Linked DNA regions of Homo sapiens: region 1 is linked to region 2. The links are chromatin contacts, found by Hi-C or POLR2A ChIA-PET in ENCODE. All regions are on one chromosome and are shown on one strand. Each heading gives the region's core, a stretch centred on a gene start or an enhancer-like site at or near the end of the contact. The rest is flanking DNA. Distances are from core to core; before and after follow the strand shown.

What was found. Hi-C counts contacts between places; a loop is a spot of excess contacts on that map. ChIA-PET counts read pairs that join two places held with the same protein, here RNA polymerase II (POLR2A). Pooled maps may share reads with other maps.
Region 1: a map with no recorded cell type shows a loop between it and region 2 (4-fold over the local background). The contact joins the promoter of LDB3 here to the enhancer-like site in region 2. A Hi-C loop is called at or near these places in 1 of 168 maps with a recorded cell type or tissue (lower leg skin), 3 of 37 single-sample maps with no recorded cell type and 1 of 50 pooled maps. POLR2A ChIA-PET finds 5 or more read pairs at or near these places in 4 of 52 experiments (A549, H1, Panc1 and 1 more).

What each region holds. Positions count from the first base shown.
Region 1 is chr10:86,667,241-86,672,607 of GRCh38, reverse strand. LDB3 (LIM domain binding 3) reads right to left here and starts at 4,097. Exons shown (of 14, transcript NM_007078.3): 1 at 4,038-4,097; 2 at 3,824-3,939. The coding sequence starts at 3,916. RefSeq lists an enhancer at 3,917-3,966.
Region 2 is chr10:86,710,360-86,716,274 of GRCh38, reverse strand. The region is part of intron 9 of LDB3 (LIM domain binding 3); the gene reads right to left. Among named protein-coding and RNA genes, the nearest start is that of BMPR1A, 43 kb to the left of the region's middle. RefSeq lists enhancers at 3,654-3,703, 4,248-4,867, 4,868-5,487 and a silencer at 4,444-5,133. Within about 2 kb of position 4,419, at least 35 of the 41 ENCODE cell types and tissues checked have a DNase peak (open chromatin) inside an H3K27ac peak, as active enhancers do.

The DNA.
Region 1 (5,367 bases), core at 2,848-5,347, 43 kb after region 2:
CCCACTGAAGCCCTCGGAGGCTTGCCTGACCTTCAGTGCGGCTATAAACAGCACGGCCTGTCAGCACTGCTAAGAGCTGCCCAAGAAACAGCACTGCGTGCTCCAGCGGCCCCGAAATTCCAGGAATTGCCGGCACAGCTACCCCAGAATAGTCTCAGCCTGTCCCCCTTCCTCTCCCCAGAGACCCTCTGTCCTCAGCATGTTCCCACCACAGCTGGGAGAGTCTGATAAATACTGGAACCGAAACCCACAGAGAAGAGGCCTCTGAGCTGGTGCTCCAGGTGAGCCTGCAGGCGGGGTGGCTGAGACCCTAGGAAGAGAGGGTTTCCAGTAGACAGGCAGGCCCCTCCTGGGCCCAGGCTCAGCCCCCGACTCCACCAGTCTCACAACCAGTCCCAGTAGACAACAGGTGGAAAGTTTTCACAAGTGCCTGTTAGAAAGAGCTCTCACAGGTGTGGAAGGCATCATTTTATTTGTTTATTTATTTATTTATTTTTAAGATGGAGTCTCACTCTGCCCCCAGAATGGAGTGCAGTGGTGCGATCTCAGCTCACTGCAACCTCTGCCTCCTGGGTTCAAGCTGTTCTCCTGCCTCAGCCTCTTGAGTAGCTGGGATCACAAGCATGTACCACCACACCTGGCTAATTTTTGTATTTTTAGTGGAGACAGGGTTTCACCATGTTGGCCAGGCTGGTCTCAAACTCCTGACCTCAAGTGGTCTGCCCCCTCGGCCTCCCAAAGTGCTGGGATTACAGGCATGAGGCACCGCGCCCAGCCTGCTATCCCCATTTTAAGGGTGAGAAAAACTGAGGCCGAGCAGGTAAACAGACTTCTGAGGTGACACAGCTGAGAGCAGCAGAGCCTAACAAAGCATACTCCTCTTCCCCAAGGCGGAGGCATGAGAGGCATGAAGAGGTGAGACCCCAGACCACAGCCCCAGCCTCTGGCCAGCTGCCAGGGCAGAGGCCTTTGGAGCTGCTCCCTCTCTGGGCTGCTCCCCCTTCTCCACTTCCTGGAGAACTGGCTGGGGTGGGGTGAAAGGGCAGCTCATGTTGCAGGCCCAGCCACACCTGTCCAGGATAAATAAAGGCATTTCCCCGCCACCCTCCTTTCCCAGTCTCCCTCTTGAACTCCCTTCTCTGTGGGTCTGCAAGCAGAGACCCTATGAAGGGATGCCTTGAGGGGCTGCTGCTGCCCCAAAGTTGCTGCCATGAGCCCCCGGGAGCCACCACCCAGCCTGCAGGTGGCCTGTGTCCTTCCAGGAGGAGCTGCAGCACACACCTGCAGCTGAGAGGGGACAGACCCTCCCCAGTGCCTCTCTATTAGTCCCAGTTAGAGGGGTGAGCAAGCCAGCATGGGAGTTAGGGGTGACAGGATACAGGAGATCCACCCATGGACATCCCTGTCCTGTGAGCAGACTCGAGCCTCAGTTTGCCAGGCTCTGAAGCGAGGTAACGATCCCAGCCTCGCCTGCCTGCCCACCCCACAGGGTCACACACTCTTGCCTCTGGTGCCCTATGGCACAGGCTCAGGTCCTGGCTGGGGTGGGAGTGGGGTTCCTCCAGAGAGCTCTGGCCATGCCTCCCCCGTAGGGGGATGTCCCTGGTGCAGAAGGGCCCTGCGAGCCCCGGCAGTAAATCCTACAGCCCTGGTGGGATGGCAGGGCTGTGTCCACAAGGCCTGCCCTGCCAGCGGCACTGAACCAGGACACAAGCCCAGGCTATCAGCAGCCTACCACCAAAATTTCTCAAGAGGCTCCGAGCCCTGGGGAAGGCTCCAGTACCCAGTCCAGCCTGCTCCGCGGCTTAGGTGATTTGGGGTATGCCCCTAAAGGAAGCCGAGAGGCCATATCATGCCCATCCCCCGGTGCCCTGCCCGAGCTTCGGGTTCTATTTTTAGAAGTCCCCACAGTCATTGGATCCAGCACATCCCTGCATACCCCCTCCCCAGAGTAAGGACATTCCTCCTGCTATCTAGCTTAAGGCTTCTGGGCTGCCATTTAAGCCCCTGGCTGGCCGGGGCCAGGTGGCACATAGACCCTGGGTGAGGTCATTGGCTATCCTGAGTGCCACTGAGCCCAGTGGCCAATTTGCACCCATAGGGATAGGGCAGGGAGCACCAGCAGGAGGCCTCGAGATGGTGGAGCTGGGGGAGATGTGGGCTCAGTCCCAGGCAGGGGAGGCCACAGGGCCCATGAGAGAGCACACAGAGGCTCCACCTTATACAGGAAGGAGTCCTGCAAGCATGGGGGTGGGGAGCTGTGGGAAAGGGCAGTGGGAAATCCACTGGGGCTCACATGCTCACAGGTCACCACCTCATGCAAAGTGTGCAAGGCTGTGGGTGCCCAGGACCCTGTGGTCTCCAGGGCAGTAGATCTGGAGGGGTGGAATCTCCAGGTTAGAACAAGCCACATCTGCAACTGAAGGATGGAGGTCAGGGCCTGTTCCCTGCACCAGAGCCAGGCCAGCACCCCTCCTGTAAGCATGTGGCCTCTATGGCTATTATAAGGCTCTCACGGCATCCCTGGGTGGGGCTTCTACTTCTGGGGTCCCCTCAAGTACCCGTGGAACAAAAAAAAGATTACTCCTCCACTGGGGGCATTGGCTCCTGACCCGCTGCCCAGGTTCCCTGGCCCCTCTGCCAAGCCCCTTCAGGCCTTGCCCACTTCAGTGCTTCCCCTCCAACCCCTTCCTCCAGCCCCCAGGCCCAAGGCAAGTCCTTAAGGCCCCAGAGAAGAAACTGTCCCCTTGTTCCCCTGGTGGGCAGTAGCCCAGATACCCCTGCCTACCTACCACCCTCCAGTGACAGACTGGGGGCCTCCCCCTCTGGCCTTGTGCCCGGAACAGCACGGTCAGGGGCTCAGCCACCAGGCAGGGTTGTCCTTGCCCTGTATGCCTCACAGTTCGCCCTGAGCCTTGGGGCCTTCAGCCCTGGGTCTACCAGTGCCTTGCTGGGGAGTCTCTTTGTTTGACAGAAACTGACGGAGTGCCTACTACGGTCTGGGGGCTGTTCCCCCATCAGTCCCTGCTCCTGGAGTGCTTCCTCAGGAGCATGGCTAACTTTCTGCCTCTCTGGTGTTGCTGTCTCCAGCCAGGCGGTAGAGTTACTCAGACAACCCCTGATGTTCTGTGTCATCTGCATCAGGCCATGCTGCTCCCCATCACAGACACTGCAGGATAGGGGGCCATCTCACCAGGCCCCAGCACTTGTGGGGAACAAGACCTGAGACAGACAAAGCAGCCATGGTGAATGGGGAGAAGCGCCCAGCCCCATGAGCCAGGGTCTTGGTGTCTCAAGTTTGGGATGGAGCAGGTGCCCAGTACTCAGTCCAGCCCAGCCCCACACTCTGACAGCTGGGCAGCCAAGGTCAACCGTCTGTCTGTCCATCTATCCAACTGCCCATCACCTGCCCTCTCCATGCTGGGAATACTCCCTTCCCAAAGCAGCTGCCCATATCTAGGGAAATGCTCAAGGCTTGGGGGCACCCTGAGCCCACTCTAACAGTAAAGGGATCAGGAAGGTGCTGTACTCTCTGTCCAGCTACCTGCCTGCCTGCCTGCCTGCCTGCCTGAAAACTCAGCATTTTCTTCTCTGCTAAAAACACCTACCACCTGCTCATGATGTCTCACATGCATAACAGGCCGGCGCGCTCCAGTGAGCAAACAGCTGTGGCTGAGACCAGAGGACCAGGCCAGTCCCAGGGGATGGGGCATGCTCTGCTTTCTGAGAGGCTCAGAAAGGACAGACAGACAGACGGACACACATGCCCTCCTCCAAGCGTGCCTGCCCCATCGGGTGCCAGGCTGTGGCAGGGTGCACTCACCCGGGAGATAGTGAGGGGCATGTTGAAGTCCTTGCCCCCCTGCAGACGGAAGCCCCAGGGCCCGGGCCCAGTCAGGGTCACACTGTAAGACATGCTGGTGCTGTCAGCGGCCGCCTCTGCAGACAAAGGGTAGAGAGGGTTGAGTGAGAGGGCACTCAGGCACTCCGCCTGCCCGGTCCACACCTCTGCCCCTGCCCCTGACCCCCAGCCTTGCCTGTTCTGTCCCTTGCTGCCCAGCCGGGCTGCGTGGAGCTCTTGAGAGGCTCCTAAGAATAGCTGGGAGCGAATGCCATCGACACTGATATCTGCCTTCGGCTGCGCCCATAAATGGACTGTAACCCTACACTGTGCCTGCCAGCCTGCCGCCTCCCAGCCGGTCCACCATGACTCACACGGCTAATATAGCCCCTGGGGAGGGGTGTCCGGCACCCAGCACCCCCCAGGGGGGAGGAAGGGGAACTGGCCTGGTTGGTGAGAATGCTCTGGTCTCCTTGCTCCTGTGTCCTCTGGAGAGCGTAGACACTCGCTCTTCCTGCCCAGTGGTACCCATCCTCTTGCTCAGAAGACCAGGGGCTGAGCTCCCTTGGGTAGGGGCTTTGCTGCCGTGTGGTCCCTGGCCAGGATTCTGGGGTTGTGCTTTATCCAGTATGGGGCCCTGGAGGTGCCTTGGCTTGAGCTGAGCCTCCAGCTGGTCTGTGACTGGCCCAGGGTTGTCCAGCCATAAAAACGATCATCATAACAGCAGCTCTGGGCATAGCCAACCTCAGTATGGGCCCTTCACTCCCTGGGATCCTGAGAAGCTGCCACCTGGGCCCGCAGGAGACAAAGCTCAGGGAGGTTAAATGACTTCTCCAAGGTCACACAAGGAGTGGACCCAGGTCACACTGGAGCCTGGGCTGATTCCTACAGAATGCATGCCAGATAATGGGCTCCCAGTAGCCACAGAAGCCTCCCAAAGCCCTGGTCCTGGGCAGCTGGCCCTCTGCCTGCACCCCTTGGCATAGGGTCTGAAAGCAGGTCTGAGGCAGGCCCATCCCCTCCAGACCCTCTGGGGGCCCAGCCAGTTATTCCTGGCTCTCCTGTCTTTGTGCTCTGGAAAACTTGACGGCAGCATGGAAAGCTCCAGCTGCCAGTGCCACACGCCAGGCCCCGTGCCCTTTGCGCAGGAATGGCAGGGGGCAGGGAGAAGGGAGGAGACGCCATTTGCTCAGCTGCTAGACACAGGGCCAGGAGGGGCAGGGAGGGGGAAGCACGTGTGGCATGTTCAGCCTGTACCCCAGAGACAGTGTGTTCTGGATGGGGGCCTCAGCACCTTGGGACTTCTGCCAGTGCGGTCTTTGGGCCAACCCCTTCCCCAAGAAAGACCTCAGGCCCCTATGTGGTCTGGAGATAGATCAAGGCCCACCCTGGCTCCTTGGTTGGAGAAACTGAGGCTCAGGGGAGGCAACTGGGTTGGCTGCTTGCTGGCCCTCTTGGAGGGGTCTGGCTTGGACCCTGAGGAGTCAGTAGAGGCCTGGGTGTGAGTCATTTCTCAGCTTCTAGCC
Region 2 (5,915 bases), core at 3,170-5,669:
CCAGTTCCCCTCACTCCTAGCCAGAGAAATGCAAAAGGTGACTTTAACATTAGAGCAGTACAATTTCAGTTTTTTTGGGAGACTTGTTCCTGAACTTCTTGATGGCCCAGATTTGAATTCTCAGCAGGGTGTTCACAGAGCTAGGGAGCAAGCACAGCAGAACCCTCGACAGGGCTGGAAAAGGGACATGGCTATAAATATTTGCAGCTGTGCAGGGTGGGGCTCCGCCAGGCCTTGACTGCCCAAGGCCTGCATAAGACGCAGAGTGGGGGTGGGGGTACCTGGGCGGGGAGAGGTGGGAGTGGGTCACCTCGCCTTTGACTGCAAGATGCTTTCAGTTGCACTCTGACCAGTGATTTGACATCTGAAATACCTCCCTTGGCATAAGTTTGCTGAACCTGGACCTAGGTCAGCCCTCAGGACAAAACAGGTGACCTGGTAGCTGGGTTTTCAGGTTCAGGTTTCAGGTTTAGCTACAATTACTTTCTTGAAAAACAGCTTGGCTTGATTTGTATTGGGGGGCAATTCCGTCTTGGTTTGATTAGGGTGGGGGATCTTGAAGGAGTCATTCAGAGGGTGCTGGGCAGAGACTCTAGGGTGACACAGCCTAGAAGTAGCTGCTCACTTGGCCCGTGGCTGCCTTGGGGGACCCCTGTACTCCCACATCGCTTTGGTGGAAGCTGAGAGTGTGTCTGAGTGACTGTCTAAAGATTGCCCAGGCAGTCAGAGCACAGGGAAGAGAATGCACCACCTCACTTCTATCACCCCCTCCTCCAGCTCCCTGAGAGCAGAAAAACGTTTTGGGCTCACAGCACAGAAAAAGCATTGCCACTGCTTACCCACAGCCCTCTCCCGCCTGGGCCCTCAACACCTAGCCAGGGCAGACCCAGCTGCACCCTGCAGGCAAGGTCCAGCTGGCTTCCTCTTCCAGTGAGTGAGGTTCCAGAAGCCTCACCACATTTCAGTCTGCTCCTCAGCAAAGAGGCCTCATTCCCCCAACCCTAGGAAGCATGTCAGCACAGCCTCCCTCCCCATTCCTGAGCTCAGTATGGGCAGGATGGACTGCATTGAGGCAGTCCCTGCACCCACACCCCGCCTCTGCCCCCCACCCCATACTCCAGCCTCAACCTGGAGAGGAAGGTTTTCCTTAGGGCCTAAGACCCTGGCCCCATCTCCAGTCTCTCTTTCCCACCTGGTTCCCCTGGACCGCCTGGGGCAGCCTGTGGCTCCCACTCTGCACCTTCCACTCCCAGGTGACCCACCCTTCAGAGCTGGGTGAGCTGGAAATCCCTGTGCTGGGGGTGAGTAGGGACCAGGTAGATAGGATCCATCCATGTTGTTGAAGGAAGAAGAGATAAAACCCTCCACAGCCCTGCCCTGGAGCCATCCTGCCAGTGAGGCCTTCAAAAGATAATACCGGTTGGGCATGGTGGCTCACGCCTGTAATCCCAGCACTTTGGGAGGCTGAGGTGGGCAGATCATGAGGTCAGGAGATCGAGACCATCCTGGCTAATGTGGTGAAACCCCATCTCTACTAAAAAAATACAAAAAATTAGCTGGGTGTGGTGGCGGGTGCCTGTAGTCCCAGCTACTCAGGAGGCTGAGGCAGGAGAATGGCGTGAACCCAGGAGGCGGAGCTTGCAGTGACCCGAGATCGTACCACTGCACTCCAGCCTGGGCAACAGAGCAAGACTCCATCTCAAAAAAAAAAAAAAAAAAAAGATAATACCTTCTCCATAAGGAATCTTCCTCCCCTTTAGGGGTAACGAGGCACATAGCATCTGTCATCTGAATCGGTCTTCACATTATTCCCTCTTTACACTTGAGGTCACTGAGGCTCAGACAGAGCTAGTAAGTGGGAATACATCTCCAAATCCATTCATTCTATCATCCCAAGCTGCCTCTGTAAAGAATATGAGTCCAATTTCTAGAAAATCTCAGTGCAACATGTCAGGGAGGAGTCATTTTCAACATGAAGGAGACCCCCTGCTGTGGAGTCTTGATAGCATAGCCAAGAGCCCTGGCTGCAGGATCCAGCTCTACTACCTCCTGGTTTTGTGTCCTTGGGCAAGTTCCTTAACCTCTCTGGGCCTCAATTTCTTCATCTAAAACTGGCAATACTGATTCTTAGTATCTCACAAGGTTATTATGAGGATTAAGGGAAGGTAAGAAATATAAAGAGCGTAGCCTAGTACCTGGCATAGTGTGTCACTAAATGTGAGTGAGGATGGCAAGGATGGGGGCAACCTGGGTGTCAGGGTCAGATGTACTGTCAGCCTGTCTCATGGCCTGCTGCTCACCTAGGGAAGCCCAGCCCAGTTAGACTGGTAGCGCCTAGGGTTGGGGGAGAGGAGGGAAGGGAAATGGAACATCCTGAAGTCAGATAACCTGAGACTGAGGTCTATTCAGTGGTGGTGGAATGCCTGACACCCTGCCTGCCCCACAGGGCATGCTGGGGACCTGCTGGGGTGACATAGTGAATGGATTTTGTAAATGTGTACAGCCCAAATTTGAGGTATTGTCACCCTCCCTAACAACTTTGCAGAGAATATCAAAATGCTGGGGGAAGAAGTGATTCCAGGAACACCACCAGGGACAGAGAGCAGGGAGAGGTGATCTAGCACAACTTCAGAGCAGCTTCATCCCTCTGTTATATATAAGGGGGTTCTGTGCAACATTTTCTTTCCTTTCTTTGTGAAGTGCAATTCTCTGCTAAAAAAGATTAAGATTGGCTGGGCGCGGTGGCTCACGCCTGTAATCCCAGCACTTTGGAAGACTGAGGCCGGTGGATCACTTGAGGTTAGGAGTTCGAGATCAGCCTGGCCAACATGGTGAAACCCCGTCTCTACTAAAACTTCTAGTAGCCGGGCATGGTGGTGGGCGCCTTGTAAACCCAGCTACTCGGGAGGCTAAGGCAGGAGAATCTCTTGAACCCGGGAGGTGGAGGTTGCAGTGAGTCGAAGTCGTGCCATTGTACTCCAGCCTGGGCAACAAAAGAGAAACTCCATCTCAAAAAATAAAAAGATTAAGACCAGAAGCCCTAATCCTGCGGTGTCCAATACATAGTGCTACGTGGCCGATGAGCAGCTGAAATGTGGCTAGTCCGACCAAGAAGTGCCGTTAGTGTAAAACACACACCAGATTTTGAAGGCACATTAATAATTATTTTATATTGATTATATGTTGAAATTATATATATATATATATATTTTTGAGACGGAGCCTTGCTCTGTCGCCCAAGTTGGAGTGCAGTGGCGCAATCTCGGCTTCACAGCCACCTCTGCCTCCTGGGTTCAAGTGATTCTCCTGCCATAGCCTCCCGAGTAGCTGGGACTACAGGCGCCCGCCACCACGCCCGGCTAATTTTTTGTACTTTTTTAGTAGAGACGGGGTTTCACCGTGTTACCCTGGTGGTCTCGATCTTCTGACCTTATGATCCGCCCGCCTCGGCCTCCCAAAGTGCTGGGATTACTGGCGTGAGCCACTGCGTCCGGCCTGATATCTTAAATATATGTAGTCAAAGAAAATATATTAAAATGAATTTAACTTGCTTTCTTTTATTTTTTAAAAATGTGGCTAATAGGAAATTTCTATTGCGTGGTGCTGCCTTCACCAAAATGACTGCTTCCACATGCCAGGCCCTTTACGTGCCTTATTACTCGCTGCAATCCAAGGAGGCAGATAATATTTGCAAGTCCATTTTACAGATGAGGAACTGAGACTTGGAGAGCTTAAATGGCTGCCTCCAAGTCATCCAGCTGGTGAACTGCTTAGCCGAAACGAGCTCAGGCTGCCAGACTCAACAGCAGATGCCCGCTTAGAAACTCCCCAAGCAGCAAAACAGGCTTTAGTACGCCCCCTTTCAAGTAAACAGGGCCCTGGCCCACCTTTCCTGCCTCCCTCCAGCAATACTAACCCTATTCCCCCTGCCTGGCAGTCGCTTCCCTCCATCGGAAGGCCTTACAGACTCCCGGATCCACCTCCTTTTCTTTTCCAGCCCCCACAACACAGAGGTCTCACAGAGGCAGGCTAGAATCTGGACCCCGATTTGACGGCTTCCTTGCTTGGGGCTAACCCACCCAGAGAAGGAACCTCCCCGGCCTCGGTGGCCCGGCCCGGCAGCTCCGTTCCCCCGTCGCAACCCCGACTCCGTCGGGGGGCGAGCAGGCAGTGGCGCTTCGCAGCCCTCAGCTTCTGCATCCTTCAGCCTGGCTCGCCGTCACGCCAGGAGAGACCTGATATCCCATCTCGCAGCCCCGGGGCTGTTGCTATTTTTGCGTGACGGAATTAAGCCAGTCTAAATTAGAAGGTGATATTTCATCTCTAATTGGCAAGTTCAAAAGTCCCCTATCGCACTCGGCGGGCTCGGGGATATGTAATTAAACAAGGTGATTTCTGACTCACGCCGGGCCGGGCCCGGCTCTCCGCAAGCGCCTGGCCGCCGCCCGGCCCGCGGGCCAACGTGACCGTCCCCGGCCCGCGCGCAGGGTCTCCGCGCCGCCGCCGCCCGCCCCCTCCCGGGCCTCAGGTGTTCCGGGGAGCGGCCGCCCACCTCGGGCGCCAGCGATAAGATCCGGCCTGCGAACGCCGCCCTCGGCCCGGAGGAGGCCCCGGGGGGAGCTGCGGCTGCGGCCGCGGCGCTCCGGGTCCCGCGCGGGCTCCCCGCCCTCTCTGACGCCCGGATCCGAAGAGCCTGGAGGGAAGGGGAGCGGAGGGGGGCTCGGGACCACACGCCCCACTTCATACGGGGCCGCCTGCCAGCCGCCCCCGGACTCCGCTTGGCAGCCGGGCCTCCCGGAGAGGGAGGTGGAGGCAGGCCGACTCCAGCGCGCGCCCGCCCGGCCGCCTCTTTCCCCCTAGGCAGGAATGAGTTAATGTCTGCGCGGCCTGGGAACGGCGCGGGGGCCCGCGGCTCCGGCCCGTCTCGCTCGCCTGGGCCCCAGCCCGGGAAGGAGGAGGAAGGAGACGCAGGGCGGGCTGGCCGCGCGCCCCCGGAGCCCTGACGCCGCCTGGCGGGCTGGGCGAAGACAGCCGGAGGCCGCCCCGGAAGGTGCCAGAAGCGCCTCCCCAGGAAGAGACGGAAATGTCCTCCTTGTGCCCCGGCAAGGCCTCGCCTCCACCCGCCGCTTCTCCTCCAACTCCTCTCCAGCCTCCCCTCCCTGTGTTCCCAGTCTCTGCAGGGGCAGCCTCTTCCCACTGCTCCATCTAAGGCTTTTCACTACTGCAAAATGCCACCTCGCCCTGCGGAGTTTTCACCTCAGAACCGTCTATCCTTGCCCCTTCTCTGTAGGGACAGAGAAGGGCACCTCCCGTGTGACAGACGCTGTGCTGGGTGCTTCATTCCATCCCCAGAACACAAGGTGTCCATGAACAGCGCAGCCTGGATGGATGAGGCACTTTGCCTTCGAGAGCAGAGCAGGCCGTGGCACCGGCCTCTGTCTCGGGCAAAAGCCGCTTCGACCGCCCACACTCAGCCCTGCTGTCAGAGCGAGCTTCATGAACCAGCGCCCCGAAGCAAGGCCTGCCCTGACTCAGTGCCTGTCTCATCTCCCTGGGCTCCAGCGGCAGAGAAAACTTCCCTGGGGTTTCTCCCTGCGCCTGGATAGGACCTGCTCCCGAGTCTAGGCTCCTTATGTGCTGTTCTGTACCCCCATGGCTGCGGCCAAATCTCGCACACTGGCATGACACAGAGAAGATGGAGTCTCATTCTGTCGCCCAGGCTGGAGTGCAATGGTGCAGTCTCGGCTCACTGCAACCTCGGCCTCCCGGCGATTCTCCTGCCTCAGCCTCCCGAGTAGCTGGGATTACAGGTGGGTGCCACCACGCCCGGCTAATTTTTGAATCTTTAGTAGAGATGGGGTTTCGCCATGTTGGCCCCGGCGGTCTCAAACTCCCGACCTCAGGCGATCCTCCTG